Regions from separate parts of the Homo sapiens genome. Here region 1 is linked to region 2. Evidence: chromatin loops called from intact Hi-C (ENCODE). Cell type or tissue: Calu3. All regions are shown on one strand. Links, peaks and the distances in the headings refer to the core of each region. The heading gives the core; the rest is flanking DNA. Region 1 overlaps TRMT11 (tRNA methyltransferase 11). Region 2 has its middle 170 kb from the start of MIR588.

Region 1 (2,928 bases), core at 220-2,719, 620 kb before region 2:
ACTAATAAACCATATTGAGAATTTCTAAAATTGTGTCATATCTAGTTGTCTTCATGGGGGATGTGATGAGGGAAATAAATTTTTATTTAGAAATTCCAGACAAGGAAGGAATAACAATGCTAATAGTGATGATAAGAAAGGCTAAGACCTGACAACCTAGAAAGATTCCAAACTCCTTAAGGCCTGTCTACATTTGAAGCTCTTTTGTACCTTGGATTTGCTCCTGCATTCCTAACCGTTGACTGTTGCTCAAGTTAACTACCCACAATTTTTGGTTTAGAAAGTAACGGATAGTTAAAAGCAGTAACAGCAACACAAATGCTTGATGGTTCCTTAATGGTATTAAGCCTAATCAGTGCCCTTTGAAATAGAAGCTATATTTTTCTTGAAGGAGAAACTTTGCTGAGTCCACATTGTGTCCATCATGAAAATATCTTGCTTGAAAACCACTATACCCATTAATTCAGGATGCTAATAGCTTTCTTGCCTTTGGTGGTCAAATGTACCTCAGCAGGGTGGCAGTAAATGGATCCTCTCTCTCTAACCAGAGCCTGTATTTATTATTATTATTATTTTAGTGTTACTGCTGACTTTTATGGACTCAGAGTATTAATGTGCACAGCTTAGGACCTCTAAAAGTATAGTGCTGCCCAAGCAAAGAGACATCAGGCTATCTGCTTTGCTCTCTTTTTCTTGTCTTGCAGTTCAGGATTTCAGCAGCAGATCTCAAACATTTCACTGATTATTTTGTTTGGGTTTCTGGATGTGATTTGTGGTACACTGGGGGGAAATCTAAAAGTATTCAAGGATGATTTATTTTCAGTTTTTCTGTTTAAACCATCTTATTTAAAATGTTTCGAGGTTATATGGGAGGTGAGTTTGAAACTTTGTCACTGACTCAATTTGGAATATGAGATTTTAGCTTAGCCCCTTTTTTGGGTGGTCACAAAGATTAGTCCAAATAGTTCTGGAAAGTTGGAATATTAATTTTAGTCACATTATCCTTAAAAATTATCCAACACTTAAAAAATATTTGAAATTATTTGTTATTACTACTAATTGAGGTCTTCTAAACTATGATTCCTATTATGAGGCTTATTTTTGTATTAATCAGGAAGTTCAGTTTCCCATTCCTGAAATGTCACTAGGCTCAGAGTATAATTTGTTTAGTTGGTACTTATAAATAAAAAAGAAACCTGATTACTTCCAAACTATTTTGGTTTTAGAGCATAGGTCTCAAGCCCTCTTATTTTAACGAGAGAGTTTTATTTTTTGGCGTTAGGATCTTATTACTTTCGGCGTAAGTTACAGCAGATCCTTTCCAGGATTGCTCTGGTTTTCTATGTTACCACTGTATTCCTCATGTGCTTACAGCAACAATATCACCTAGCAAATTGCCTGCATTTCAGAAAGTCCTGTAGTTTGGATTTACAGTATAATCTGTGAAGGAATTCTAGGTGGTCTGTGGACTGGCCTATTTTAATGTTTATAATATGACAAAATGTATAATTTTGTTTCTGGCATATATTAAATATCCATAAACTCCAGACGGTTACCTTGGTGGTGTTCATCAGAGGTGCCTCCTTCCCGTCTATTCTGGTGAGTACTTTTTGCTCTAATAGCTGGGAGGAAATAGTGGAGTAGGTGGTCTTTGTGTTTAGCCAAAGTGGCCAGCAGATTTTGAAAAGTTTAAAATCTGCTACAATTTTCTCAGCCACTTCCTGCCCAGGGTGACCCAGCTTTGGGCCAGCTTGCCACTGATTTCCTTATGACTAACTCTTTAAATACAAGGATTGAGCAATAAAACATTTTCAAACTGTTTAAGCTCTGGGAGGTAAGTCAGTATTGCCACTATTTCCTTGTTGAGAAAACTCACTCAAATATTGAGATTCCCTACATATTTAAGAAGGATGGCAATTATAAGTAAAAACAAAACAAAAAACAACAACAACAACCTTATTTCAAGTTTTGTAGGGGAAAGTAGAGTATGTGTTAACATCACGGGAGGCATTGTAGTGGGTGTGTTTATTTTATTGGGTTAAAATTGTGCTTTAAAAGTTTGAGACATGGAAATAGCTTTTAAGGTAATATGTTTTATACTCGTAAATTAAAGAAGCAGGGATTTGACTTTTTTTCAACACCAGGAAATTAGACGTTGAGGTTGTGTTATATAGATGCCAATATAAGCAACTCTGGCTCTTGAATAAAAGTTCTTAGTCGTTTGGTGTTAGAAGAACTGCTGACATCTTATGCTGGAAATATTATCAAATATTGCTTATCCAAAGAGATATGGAATAAAACATAATGTTTCTCTGTTGAAAACTGAAGGTGACTTTTTTGGGAAATGATCTTATTTTCCATCCCATTGTAATAAATCTCCCTTGAAAAAGCACAGTGGAACTAGGCTCATGTTAATAGTTCTAACAGGAAAAAAATTCTTTGTAGATAAAGCAAGGCATAAATAAACTCATTAATGCATTGCAGTGGTGGAAATGGAGGTGAGTGTTGCCAAGGCAATTGATGACCTTATTGTTGACCTGCTTGACCAAAAGAGAATAAATTATTCCAAAATAAGAACCTTGGCTCTTTTTGCTGGGCTATGGTTCTGTTCCATTTTAAAGTTATTTAGAAAACTAAACACTTGCAAGAATCTTTGTTCTTAGAAGGACTGTATTCATAGAATAAGTGAAATCTACTTTGATTTCCGACTTACCCACTCCCATTTTTCTCAGATATTTATCAAGTAATGTGGTTTGTAATCCAAACAAAAAAAAGTGCCTTAATCCAGAACATACACATGGAGACAATAACAGCAGACTGATGGTGTTTGTACTTTACTAAAACATTGAGATCTTCTCTAAAACAGAGTGGTTTGAGAACATAGTGTCTAGAGTGTAAAGAATTATAATGGAATGGTAAACATACTGT
Region 2 (2,928 bases), core at 181-2,680:
TAAGTGTCCACGAATGGATGGATAAAGAAAATGTGGTTTGTGTGTGTGTGCGTGCATGTATTCCTTTTTATGGCCATTATATATATAAAATGGAATTTTATTAGGCCATAAAAACGAATAAAATAATGTTTTTTGCATCAACATGGATGAAACTGGAGATCATTCTCTTAAGTGAAATAAACCAGGCACAAAAGACAACTATCACATGCTTTCACTTATATGTGGGAGCTAAAAATTCTGATCACATGGAAGTAGAGAGTGGAAAGATAGAGAACAGAGACTGGGAAGGGTGAATCAGGGGAGAGGAAGGACAAATAGAAGTTAATTAAAGAGTACAAATTTACAGATAAATAAAAGTAAAAATTTCAATGTTTGATAGAGTAGGGTGACTGTAGTTAAACAAAAATGTATTGTACTCAAGTGAACACCCAAAATACCCTGACTAGATCACTCTAGATTATATACATGTAACAAAATTTCATGTGTATCCCATAAATTTGTACTAATAAAAAATTAAAGATTACATACCAAGTGACAATGAAAAAAAATCCCTCTTTCTTTCAAACAGTTAAAAAATGTTTTCCATGGAAGTACATAAGTATATCCTTATGATTTCTAGCAGTTCTAGATTACCAATTGTGTATCTGCATGGCCAAATTCTCAATCAACTCCAGAAACTATGAGAGATGAAACTTAATTTGAACTTTAAAAAATGGACATATTTGAGTACAAAAGATAGAGAAGGCATTCCAAATAAGGAAGAAAATCATTCGGAACCTGTGTATCAGATAGGAGAAAGCTAATCAAAAAGATGAAGAAGAATGAATTAAGGTAATATGATGATAAAAATACCAGTTAACACATAAACATTAATAGCTGTGTCTTCTTTATAATTATCCAGGATTTCCCTTGATGCCAAGATTATACTTTTGTGCACATACCTATATTTTATATGTAAGCTTCTACTAAAATCGGTATTGAAAAGACATGTTTGTTCTTATATGGATTATACAAGAAATAGAATAGGTGCCGTCTCTACTTTGATGGGCGTAGCTCAGGTTTCAATGTTATTAAAGGTTAAATGATGATAAAAATATAAGAAATTTGAAATACAGCATTCTTCTCAAAAGCATGATTTTCAAACAAACAAGGTTTTCATGTTTGTTTATTTTGGAATATTTTCTTGATCTGTAGCATATTATTAAGTAAGACCCCTCTGATTATCAATCATTTTAGATTTGCTTAAGTAGAATGGTGATTTTAGTATATTCTTTAAAATCCTAGTGTATATTTATTTTCCCTTAATCAAATTAGAGTACCGTTTATTTTCAGCCCCTTGAATCCCCCCGACATCTTTTATTTGTATATTTTTTAGTTAGGATTTTATAAGTTTTTATATGCCATTTGCATTGTGTGGAATAGTCATAAAATTCGTTGTCAGAGCTAGCATGTAGGACATGAAGGAAACGAAAATAGGAGAGAGAAAGAAATTGCATCAAGAAAGCAGGAGAAGCTAAAGGAAAAGTAAGAACAAAAGGAGGAGTGGAAAAGAGATTTAAAAATGAGATAAGTCATGGCAGTGGGCTTCGGAATCAACTCTCTATCCCCACTGTGGTCAATGGGTCCTTCTAAGGGAGGAGTAGGATGGAATTCAGGGAATAAAATATATGTCTGACTATAATCTAATAATCTTTACCCTCTCCCTCAATCCCTGTGTGCACTTAGCTCCCTCTGTTGGACTGGTGTTGTTTACACACAAGTGATTTGTTCTTTGAAGAGGCAGCCAAACAAAATTTCCTTCTGATATTTTACATTCAAAAGACAGAGGAAAACGATCTCTTCTTGGCGTTTTTACATTAGTATAAATGTTTTTAAGTGGTGATAACAACTAAGATGAATTGTTTGCACAACTCAAGACTTTTCCTCCAGGTCTTTGTTGTAGTAGAGAAATTTAAGTATTTTGTATCTTTTACCACACTGACTTTCTCACATCAAGTATTCAAAATTGCAACCACATTAAGGGAGAAGTTTGGAAATGTTCCTATTAGAAGGCAATCACAATAGTTTCCAGTAACCACTAGACTTCTTGTGATTATGATTTTAATATAGTAACAAAGCCCTCCTTCCCAAATGGGTGAAAGATACACATTCTTCTAATAGTTTAAGTCATGTTTGGAGATAAAAGATGAAGACTAGGAACTCCAGACCTCTGGAAGATTTTAGAGTAGCCATAATTAATGATATAGAATATGTTAGTCTATGAGTGCTTCATAATATGCAATATGTGAGGCTGGAGGTTGTATGCCTTGCTTATTATTTTATGGAGTCTCAATAAATTTTTCTTTAATTTACTGATTTTAGATTAAAAAATTGACTTCTAATTTTTCCAATCATCCATTCACTCATTCAGTTAACTTCTCAACAAACACTTAAGAAGAACTAATCATGTCACAGGTTCTGTGCACAGTGCAGGGTATACAACCGTTAATTAAAGTAGACATTTTTCCATTCTTATGAGATTTACAGCTTTTACTTACTTTGCTTCTCTCACACAATACACTTAATTTTCTAGGCTGGAGCATGGGTTAGAGACATTCTGGGGATTAGAACTAACCTAGTCATAAGATTTCTAGGTTCTTCCTAAATTTTAATGCACATTGGAGTTTCATGTATTTTTTAGAATATAATAAATTGATTGATGATCCCTACAATTTCTCTCAAGATTCCAGTGTTTATCTTGTTGAGAATGACAGTGACCTAATATGTATTGACTTTTTGATGACCCTTACAACAATACTACCTTGTTTCAAATTTATATCCCTGGGAATTTCCAAGAACCATGGTGTGTGTCTATATGTATGTGTGTCTATGTGTAGGAAGAAGACAGGTGGTAAGGAGATAAGAGAGATGGGCAGAGATGATTAGGAA

Evidence for each region. Peaks named below come from ENCODE experiments on the same cell type or tissue, not always from the same donor. Only the 100,000 strongest peaks of a DNase experiment are listed, where the experiment ranks them.
Region 1: a loop joins it to region 2, with 4 times the contacts of the local background. A loop is called at or near these places in 18 of 110 quality-filtered maps.

What each region holds. Positions count from the first base shown.
Region 1 is chr6:126,039,247-126,042,174 of GRCh38, forward strand. It overlaps TRMT11 (tRNA methyltransferase 11), which reads left to right. Exons shown (of 13, transcript NM_001031712.3): 13 at 1-30. Among named protein-coding and RNA genes, the nearest start is that of TRMT11, 54 kb to the left of the region's middle. In Calu3, for the core only: no CTCF peak of the experiment used is centred there; a DNase peak (open chromatin) is centred at 1,735.
Region 2 is chr6:126,656,022-126,658,949 of GRCh38, forward strand. No RefSeq gene overlaps it. Among named protein-coding and RNA genes, the nearest start is that of MIR588, 170 kb to the left of the region's middle. In Calu3, for the core only: a CTCF peak has its summit at 1,731 (motif pointing left); no DNase peak of the experiment used is centred there.